Linked DNA regions of Mus musculus: region 1 is linked to region 2. Evidence: chromatin loops called from intact Hi-C (ENCODE). Cell type or tissue: gastrocnemius. All regions are shown on one strand. Each heading gives the region's core, and the rest is flanking DNA. Links, peaks and the distances in the headings are about the cores only.

What was found. A loop is a pair of places that touch in the nucleus more often than their neighbours do. Peaks named below come from ENCODE experiments on the same cell type or tissue, not always from the same donor. Only the 100,000 strongest peaks of a DNase experiment are listed, where the experiment ranks them.
Region 1: a loop joins it to region 2, with 1.9 times the contacts of the local background. A loop is called at or near these places in 4 of 42 quality-filtered maps.

What each region holds. Positions count from the first base shown.
Region 1 is chr19:21,162,233-21,167,616 of GRCm38, reverse strand. It overlaps Gm45918 (a long non-coding RNA gene), which reads left to right. Exons shown (of 9, transcript XR_877753.3): 9 at 2,233-2,516. Among named protein-coding and RNA genes, the nearest start is that of Gm32979, 28 kb to the right of the region's middle. RefSeq lists an enhancer at 167-3,200. In gastrocnemius, for the core only: no CTCF peak of the experiment used is centred there; a DNase peak (open chromatin) is centred at 3,449.
Region 2 is chr19:21,252,413-21,257,796 of GRCm38, reverse strand. No RefSeq gene overlaps it. Among named protein-coding and RNA genes, the nearest start is that of Zfand5, 17 kb to the left of the region's middle. In gastrocnemius, for the core only: no CTCF peak of the experiment used is centred there; no DNase peak of the experiment used is centred there; H3K27ac peaks cover 357 bases.

The DNA.
Region 1 (5,384 bases), core at 327-5,326, 90 kb after region 2:
GAAACAATGCTCTCTTTCAGGGGACATTGTTTGGAAGGAAGAGGGGACATATGTTACTAGGAAGCCACCTCAGTACTTTTTAACGTTTCTTAGTATGGCCATAGTGAATATTTAAGAAGTATCAGTACGGTTAAAGCGCACAGAAATTTTATAATTTCCCTGTGCGGAGCCCTGAAGTTGGCTGAACACTAACAGTGCACTGCAGGTATTCTGTGACAGGACACAACTGTCCCAGTCTGGTTTTCTAACTTAATGGAGAACAAAGACATTCTTTGTGACTAGTCCCTTTGTTTTTACTTTTGAATAAACCCCAGGGAAGAACAGCCAAACACATTTATTATGCCTTGTAAATCAGCGATATTAAAAGCAACGTTATCTATTACCACTTGACCGTCAGGAGGATGGGGCTCAGCTGGAGTTCTTGCCTCTCCCTATTATCCTTCTGGGTTAAAATCCTTGAAGAGGTTAAAAATTAACTTTCCCAATAGATCCCCATGCACACAGCATTGCTCCTACACACTGAAGCACTTGAGCTGAATGCTTCTGGATTAATGCTTTTGCTATGGCATACGATGAGCTAAAGTGAATTAAAATGTCCTGTTTGCCTCTTGTAAAATGCAGCTGCCCATGTTATTTAAATGTAATTTGTTATGGGATTGACATAACACTGGGTGAAAACTGGGTTGAGTTTGGGCACTGCTGTTTTAGTTTGATTGTACAATACCTTGCTTTTCCTGAGGCCCCGACTCCCATTTTCATACTCGGAGGGGCTCACACTTCCTCTCGCACACAGTGGGGACAACATCTATTTGAGAGGGAGTGACAATGACTTGAGTCAATGAGGGATAAACCCCGATGTGCCTCTCTGGTTGGTACACTACTGTGCAGATGTAAGCAGCGCTTCTACAAATAGTGTTTCACTTTGCTAAAGAAACATCTCTTGGGTTAAAGCATTTAGTGAGGGCTTTGAAAAAAAACAGCAGCCATGGAGAGTCTTGCTCTCTGCCTCCCAGACAGACAGAGTAGAAGGAAGGCACACTTCTGGCTTGGAGATGGCTAAGAGTTTGGCAGAATATAGCTTCTAATCTCCCCAAGGCTTCCCCTGACTGGTCTCCTGATCTCGAAGTTGAGTGTGTGAAAGCTGCTGCCTCTGACTGCTCATTTTATGAGGTTATTACGTTTAGAAGGTTGTGGACATGCAGCTGCCTGAACACTCACCTCTCTCAAGGGTGTCAGGATTTTGCCTAGAGAATTTTCTGCGACGTCAGGGGTCTCGGGCATCTTAATGGATGTTATTTCCAGCCTTCTAGAAGAAAATCTAGCTGAGCTTCCCTGGTCTGTTCTGGGCTTGGATGTCTGACACTGAAGAGATTTAATGCCTATTATCATTGACAGTCCTTTGGAGGACAGACAGACTCAAAGCCATTCTCAAGGATTCTTTCTTTTATTTCTAAAATACCTTTTGACCACTGGAAAGGCAGCGGAACTTGGCTTTTGTTTCTTTTAGTGTGTTCGCAGCAAAACTGAGGAGGGAAAGGGTATCTCAGCCAGGCGTTTTCTTTCTACTTTTCCTTCTACTTGAAAGACTCCATTGTTCCACCTCCAGTTACAGCCCTGGAGAAAGCTACTAAAGATCACTGGAGAGAGAGAGAAGGCTGGCTACTTTTGTATTCTCAGCCTGGCAGGCTGTGGCAGCACGGGCTTTTACAGAGGGGTGGAAGCAGATGCCAGCCATATTCCTGACGTCTAATGGCTTTATCACAACTACATTAGCGTTGCTTGTGCTTGAGTCTATCAGGGCAGAAGGCTTTGCTTGACTTAAGCTGACTTTAGAAACACACAATAGCATAGTTGGCTGGCAGCTGTGAAGGGATTTAATTAGGGTAAGTGGGAAATGGATCAGCTGTTTTCACTACTTTCACTACATAATCTCCAGCCTGCTTTTTTATTTATGGAATGTTTTCTCTGGGAGATAAAACTGCAAATCAGGTGAAATGATGTGAGACTGTGTGCTTAGATGCTCTTACTTATTTTTGTATTGATTGATGTTGTTTAGTATAGTTTGTTTCTAGTCTTTTTGTCTTAACTAAAATTATTCTTTGTAATTTAAATTAATTAACTTATTGGAGATGGGACACCCGTGTGCTATGCAGTACATGTGATGATCAGAGGACAACTTTGGGAGTCACTTTTCTGCTTCAACCTTGTTGAGTCTCTCTCTTGTTTCTACAGCGCCAAGTCCTCCAAGCCAACTGCCCCATGAGCCTCTGTTCAATTTATTCGACTCCCGGATCACTGTAAGAATGCTGAGGTTACAGCTGTGTACCACCTCATCAAGCTTTCTCCTGGGTTTCAGGGATTGAACTTGGTTCATCAAGTTTGTGTGGCAAGTACTTTACCCAATGACCCATCTACCTTACTAGCCTTAGCCCTATGCTCTCTCCCCCACACCCCCGGGTGTGTGTGTGTGTGTTTGTCTCTGTGTTTCTGTCTCTGTCTCTCGATCACTCTCTCTTGCTTTTTCTCTCTCCTCTTTGTCTCTCTTTCTGTGTCTTTCCGTTCATCTCTGTCTCTGTCTCAGTGTGTGTGTATATGTCTGTCTGTCTTTTTCTGCCTCTTGGCTTTCTCTCTGTCTCTCTGTCTCTGTCTCTGTCTCTCTGTCTCTCTGTGTGTGTCTCTGTGTGTCTGTTTCTGTTCTCTGTGTTTCTGTCTCTCTCTTCCATGCTCTGTGTCTGTCTCTCCCTGTGTGTCTCTGTCTCCCCCACCCCCCATTTGTACAGCCTCACTATGTAAGCCAGGATGGCTTTAAACTCCTAATCCTTCAGACTCAGCCTCCAAAGTGTGGAGATTATAGTCATGGTAGCATTGCGCCTGTCTTTTGTATTGTTGTTTGTTAGTTTTTTCACTGATTGCTTGGTTGGTTGATTTCTTGAGAGAGGCTCTTACACTAGAACTCAAGCGCGATTCATACTTGATATATAGCCCAAGCTAGCTTTGAACTCACAATAGTAGTTCTCCTGCCTCAGCTTCCCAAATGCTGGATTTATACCTTGAATTCCTTGACTACTTCTGTGCTGTTAGAGCAGTGAAGGCTCTGGCTGCTTTTATGTAGTTACATGCCGATATATCTTCTAAAATTAGAAAATAAAATACACGGTTATGACTATAAGTCTGCAAAGAACCATAGTGAAGGGGACGGACATGCCCAGTGTGAGACTAAAGCTATAGCTGAATTAATTCCTTAGTGTTCTCTGTGAGGTTAATAACTTATTAATATAAATAGGACAAACTGCCAAGGTTTGTTTTGGAAACTTGGCCACCAGTGTGATGATGCTAAAGACCTTATGGCAGACTCAGGGCAGTTGGGATTGCATCCTTGAGAGAGATTTACTCTGTGTTTGTGGAGTGAGTTAGTGGTGCCCGCATGTTACAGCTGCTCTTCAAGGGCATCCTGCCACCGTGGTGCCATCTCCCATGAGGCATTTACCAGGGCCAGTATTGTGTCCTTGCACTCTCAAATTATGAGCTAAATGCATTTTTTAAAAAAGGGACTAGCCTCTGGCATTTTAGTATAGTAAGGGACTAGCCTCTGGCATCTCAGTATAGTAATAGAAAACTGGCAAACACCTTGGTAAAGGTGCAGCACAAACTGATAGGGACAGAAATGCATAGATGCCATAGATGCCAGGATGCCATAGATGCCAGGATGACGTTCCGGCTACCAATTATTTGTGATGAGCATCTTTCCTGAGGAAGAGAGTGATGGATAAATGTTAGTTAACTGAGAATCTATGCTGTATGTATGGAATGAAGTCGTGAAAGCTGACTTGGAATTGCAAAGCCAAGCCATTATCAGGAATAGCAATGAGGCAAAACACACACACACACACACACACACACACACACACAGAGAGAGAGAGAGAGAGAGAGAGTGCTAACCTAGGCTCAAGAGCTTTAGTGTCCTCCCTAGGATAAAACACTTCATTAGCAGGCATAGGAGCAGATGGCATGCTCTCTTCAGTGGTCTCATCCCCTTCTGATAGGAGAGCAATAATTTGTCTTCACAGATATATCAACTTAAATCACCTATTTTTTTTGTAGCCCTTCCATAAACTCATGCGGAAAGGACTTTCCTCACCTGTCAAAACAGATGTTTTACTTCCAGGCTTTCAAATGAAAAGTAATTAGTTATAAAAATGCACAGTAATTACTTAAAGTTGGTGTGTCCATGTCTTGGAAAAACAAGGACCCCCAGGAGCAAACTTTTCCCCTTTTTCTGACTCATTCGTGATGACTCAGGTTTGGTCACTCTGGTCAGAAACTAGAAAATATTTGCAAGAGAAAAAAGGGTGCATGAGATACTAAAAATTTTGAAAAAAAAAAAGAAGTTAATCTTGCTGCTGACTTTTCCTAATATTTTGCAAAAAAATGCTCAGTTTGGGAATAGTTCTATTAACATGTTAACCATAAAATGGATCAGAAACCATGATATTTACTTTGCAGAAAATACAAGGTTTGTATGATGTGCCCTGGTGCATTTTTATAGAAGTGGGTTTTAACATGATAAACTCTCAGAATTGGACTGAGGAATTAGAACCAGATACCACATTCTTATAAACTGTTTCTCTTTCTGTTAGGAATGTATCTATAAAGACTGGCCTTGGCACCTCTGGTAAGAATGAGCTAGTGATAAACCTCATGTGTGATGATGGCTTCTTTCAAAGAGAAGCACCGGGATTTGAAAGCCATTGGTGGGGAGCATCGTGACCCTGTCCTTCTGGAAATCCTCACCTTGACTGCAGAGGACCTGGCTGTTGCTGTCTTAGGAATCAGTTGGGCTTGTGCTAGTTGACATATCTAACATTTCTTTGTCTTTCTCTTTTCTTAAGGATAATCTTTCTACACTTCACAATGTTCAGATTCTCCAGAGTTCTAGACTTGACCCACCGTTCATCCTAATCCTCTGGACTTCTAACCAGATCCCTTCTCTCCCTGAGCCTTCATTATCAGCCCTCATAGACTCCCTAGCTCATGGTAGAGCCATGTCAGATTCCCACTGAATGGTTCTAGCCAATGGACCTCAGACACTTAGATTCCTCCTCACAAAGCTAATCTCTTGTCACTTTTCTTTTATGAAAGATCAATCACCTACTCCAGAAACTCCTAAAAGGAAACAAAATACAAATAACATAAACAAGAGTCAGCAGTGTTTTTTTCCAAATCAATTTATGCCTGTTGTATTTTCTATTTAATATTATAAAGCATTAAATAATATAAAAGCCAAAGAAATATAAGAATGAAAAGAAAAACATCTATTTTATGAGAATTAATAAACATTTGGGTAGAATCTATAAAAGAGAGTACTATATAATAAAGTATAAGGA
Region 2 (5,384 bases), core at 244-5,243:
AAAGGCAGATAGGAAAGAAAAGCTGGGTCAGTGCTGACGGTGGCTGATCCCTGAGCTAAGCTGGGTGGAGCAAAAGGGAGCAGGGAGTGGGTTGGTAGCACAGCAGCTCCCGTGCAAGACAGTAGTATGCTTTTAAAATTACACACAACAGGTTATCCTTGTTATTTAAGAACTATAAGGTTCAGGCCACCATGGACTGTACATTGAAATTCTATTTCAAAGAAGTGGAAAAAAATCTTGGTTATCCTTCAGAACTAGATGGTAAGATCCTATCGCTGAAGCCGTGTCATACTGAACTTATAGAACATGGAAAAAGTGGGTTGGTATCCATTTGGAAGCTTCGTCCTTACTAAAGAACTTTCACAGAAGTTCTAGTTCACAGCTAGAAGGTGATATCCAGGCTGTGGAGCTTGCAAGCTACAATAATGACTGTCCCAACAAGATATGCCCACTGTTTTAATAGTTGCATGAGTGTTATGATAGCAACCAATTGCTTTCTGATTATATCTAAGATCTACTTCATGAAATGGTAGACATTCCTAGAACTGTTAATCCTAATATTTATAAGAACATACTGCTGGATAGGTCATAGTCTCTAGGAAAGGAAGTGCTGTTACTATTCTATTAAATAGGAATAGTATTAAAATGCCTTCCAATGGCTTATTTCTATACCCATTGTTCTAACAATGCATCTTTCAAAACTCACAGTGCATCTTTCAAAACTCACAGGAGATGTTCTTGCAATGGATAAGTACTGACTGGTCAACACTCAGAGAATGTGAAACTGCTCTGCTCTAAAGGGTTCATTCATATCACTCACCTCGGGGAAGACTGAAAGAGCCAGAGGTAGAGGATGACTTCAAGGAAAAGGCTTTCCAGATGCAACAGAGAAGTTGCACATATAAACTCACAGTGAATGTGACAGCATGCATAAGACTGTGTAAGCTCAAGCCAGACCAAAAAAAAAAAAAAAACCAGCATGGCGTCAGGAGGTGGGCACTAAATACCATCACCAGCTGAGGAGCTGGTGACATTTGATGGCTGCTGGGACAAGAAGAGTCAGATCTCTTTAATGATGTGACCTCTGGTAGGTCAACCACACCCCAAGGCTGTCCCCACTTCTCAGATTAGTTGGGTTGCACAAACTCTACTCACTGGTGCAGGAGTGGGGAACCTGGAGGTTAGGAGATAAGGAGTGGAAAGAAGAAAACTCAGAGCTGTGTAAATAGACTAGAATGTGGAGAGTGGATATGAGAGGTGTTTGGGAGATAAATATGATACGAATAATTGTATGGAATTCTCAAAGAATTAATTCTTTAATTAATTAATAAAAGAATTTCAAAAAGTTTTTAAAAATCACTGTCACAATTGGGCATATATTTAAACCCACCCTTCCTTTCTTTTCTCCCTTCTTTTCTCCCCTTTTCAACAGTTATAAAGACGATACAAGCAAGCTGCTTAAGATTCACAGGCTAGGCAAGTCGTCCATCATTTCTCTCATCATATTCTAGGAACTGTAATACCAGTGGGTAACATTTGATAAACATATTGTACTGATTCCATTGTCAGCAGTTTACATGTAATATTTCGATTCTCATAGGAGTATTAAAATGGAGGCATAATTACTAATCCCATTTGGATAATGTGGAAATTACCAGAGGCTATCATGCACTTGGTGGAAAAGCAACGCTATAGTACTACAGAGCAGTGCACCTCAAAGGCCTGGACCATGAGGCCTTGATCCTTCACTGTTGTTATTTGTTTGTTTTTTATGTTGTTTTTCCTTTCTACTTTTTTGAGGGACAGGAAGAGGGGAGGAGGGGGATAAAGAGGGAGAGGAAGAGAGGGAGAGAGAAAGAGAGAGAGAGAGAAGAGAGAGACAGAGAGAGAGAAGAGAGAGGAGAGAGAGAGAGAGAGAGAGAGAGAGAGAGAGAGAGAGAGAGAGAGAGAGAGAGAGTTTCTCCATGGAGTCCCAGCTGTGTCAGCCCCCTTCACTGTTAAGAGGAGGCAGAGCAGGGCCATTAAGGCCCTTATGATCCCAGCTGTGGTGATAGTATTAACTGTTAGATTGTCAGGATGTAGAGTCACCAGGGAGGCAAGCCCCTAAGAGACTTTCTAACCTGGATTAAATGATGTAGAAAGCTCACCCTGAATGTGAGTGGTACCATCCAAAGGCTGGGGTCCCAGGCACAAGCAAAAAAAAAGGCAATGAGATGAGCCTAAATGGACCCTTCTCTCTCCTCCATGAGCAGATACATATGCCCGACTGCCTCAAGCTTCTGTCACCATGATGGTTGGCGCCCTCGCATCATGATCCGAAATAAACCCTTCCTTCCTGTAAAGTTCTTTTGTCAGGAATTTTATATCACCGATGAGTAAGCTCATAAAGCAACCAACCAAGAAGTGCTCCATGGGCTGGATATGGTGGTATCAGCCTTTAATCCCAGCATTCTGGAGGCAGGGGCGGGGGGCGGGGGCGGGGGCGGGGGCGGGGGCGGGGGCAGGGAGATCTCTTTGATTTCAAGGCCATTCAACATAGTGAGTTACAAGCTAGTCAGGGCTACAGAGTAAGAATCTGCTTTTTGTTTGTTTTTTTTTTAAGAACTCTTCCATACTTGATGAACGTCTATGATAGTAGGTGGTTAACATTCTACTTCTCAGGATGCTGTAGTTTACATCTAAAGTATTCCCCAAAGGTTCTTATACCAAAGGCTTGATTGCCATTCTGCAGTAGTTAGGGGGTAGATCCATTAAGAGGTGTATTCTCCTGGAAGGAAGTTAGTTCTCTGGGATGTGCCATTGAAGAGGCATTGGATTCTTTCTCCTTCCTTCCCCTCCCTTCCCCCTCTTCTTTTCTCTATTACCCAGCCATTATGACACATACAGTTTCCTACGTCATGCACTCTCTGCTCTAGTGTTTTGTCTTAACTGCTCAAGGCACCAAGAAAAAGTGTTCGTAGACAAACCTCTGACTTCATGAGCCAAATGAAACCTTTTGTCCTTTGAAGTTGTGTGTTTCAGGCATTTTGCCACAGTGACAGAAAGACTAATGGACAAGACTTAATCACACAGACTCCAAAACAACAAAATATACTTTTCCTTTTATTTCTCTTTTTGAGACAGGGTCTCAGCGGCCACTATGCAGTCCTATATAGTCTGGAACTCACTCTAGATCAGGCTGGGCCCCAACTCACAGAGACTGAGTTGCTTCTGCCTCCTAAGTGCTGGGATGAAGGGCGTGTGCTGTCATGGTTGCTTGGTTCCTTTGGTTTTACATGTCAAACAGTTAAATCTTATGTCCTGCCTTTGTCCAGAATATATCTAGTAAATGCCCTGCTTTTTGTTGTTTCAGATGAAGCTAACACTCTAAGTTGTTTCATTATCAGTGTTCAAAACAAACTAAGTATGTGATGTGTGTGTGTGTGTGTGTGTGAGAGAGAGAGGGAGAGAGAGAGAGAGAGAGAGGGAGGGAAGGAGGGAGGGAGAATAAATAAATATCTAACTAGCCATATGTCACCATATGACAAAATTTTCTCAATATCCTCAAAAGACAGACACTTATGCCAGGTTTGGTGGCACCTGCCTCTAATCTCAGCACTCTGGAGTCTAGACCAAGAAGATTATGAGCTCAAGGCCAGAGTTACACCAGGTCTCTCTCTCTCCTCGCTCCAGCGGTACAGTGTGAAGCCACTGATGCTGCAACAGTGTCTCTCATTTTTGATTTAAAACAATGCATGCTTTGTGTGCCAGGGCATCTGAGTTATTAATGGCACCCATCCTTCTCCAGCCCTCATTTTCCTGGGAACAAGCCACACTGTAATCTGAGCAGAGAGAACATCAGAAATGACTCTGAGGATGTGGGGGGGGGGGGGAGGATATGGCTCTGTCCACACTGTGGACAGTTTGTTCTCTAGGCAGGGGACACTAGAGAAGGAGGTGGTGCTTTCTGTAAGAGATGGGGATGTTCTGAACTATATCAACCAATAAATCATAAGCCTCTCATCTCCGACTTTTGGAGAGAGGCGCTGAGAAATTAAACGTGTTATAAAACAGGCACAGTGTCATGCTCCTGTAACCCCAAAACTTGGAAGCTGTAGGCAGCAGAATCAGAAACCCGAAGTCATTCTCACCTATATGATAGGGCCATCCTGGGCGGCATGAGACCTTGTCCCAAGAAAGCAACCAACTGAAACAAACACAAACATAAACCAACAAGAGTGGTTTCAATGAATTTTCAATCCAGTTTTCTTGCCTAAAGGAAGTCATTTCTACCTGGGTGTGGTGTTGCACACCTTTTTGTCCCAGAGGCAGAGGCAAAGAAAGGCAGATCTCAGAGTTCCAGGACAGCCAGTGGTTACATAGAGAAGGGTGGCTGAGGGGGTTGGGGTGGGGGGTAAGGAGGTGGGATGGAATTTCTGATTCTGTTCATCAAATATGTATTAAGATTGTTATTATTGTAATAAAATTTGCATTCTCCAAATACCTTGTTATTGGGCCCTTTGAGCCCATGCTTCTTTGATCTTGGCAGGCAGTGGCAGCCAGATCTCTGTGTGTTTCAGGCTACACAGTAAGACCTTGCCTAAAAACACAACAAAAGGAGCATGTTGTTGCCTGGGTGTACCCCCTAGGATCCAAACAAACATAGTCTATGTTGACATTTACTCTCCCTTATGAAATATTAGTAGGTAGAATCAGGCGGGACCTTTAAGAGGTTGTTAGGGCTCTAAGTTCATGAATAATTTAATGGACTGATTATCAGATTAGTGATCTAATGGATTATTAGGTTAATGGGTTATCTTGAGAGTCTGCTCTAGAAGCCAGCTTGGCAAGGTTTCTTATCCATGTCCTATCTGTCTCTATATGATGCCCGACTCTGCCTGGGGCTTTTCTAATACAAAGGCTACCACCAGATTTTCCCTTTCAATCTTGTTCGAAATTATGAGCTCAAATGATCCCCTTTTCTGTATAACTTGCTCAGCTGACCATGTTAATAGTAGTATAGGACACACTAAGATAGAGAATCTTCTGTATCACTGGACACTGGACTCTAGAGAGCAAGGCCAAGCATGATTTGTGTCTTCCTTAGAGAATGTCACACTCTACTGCTCACATCCTTGCTCACTGGGCACCTGCTACTCAACCTTCTTTACGTTTCCACAAACACGCTGTGTGAGGTCCTGATTTAGAGACTTTACACTTACTGTTTCTTCTGTTGGCACATCTCTCATCCTGAATTATCATTTTCATCTTTGTGTGTGTGTGTGTGTGTGGTGTTTGTATGTGGGTATGGGCTAAGGTACACGTGGAGGCTGGAGGTTGATATCAAGTGTCTTCTATCACTTTTAACTTTATTTTAAAGATGATTTAGTTTTAGTGTTTTAAAC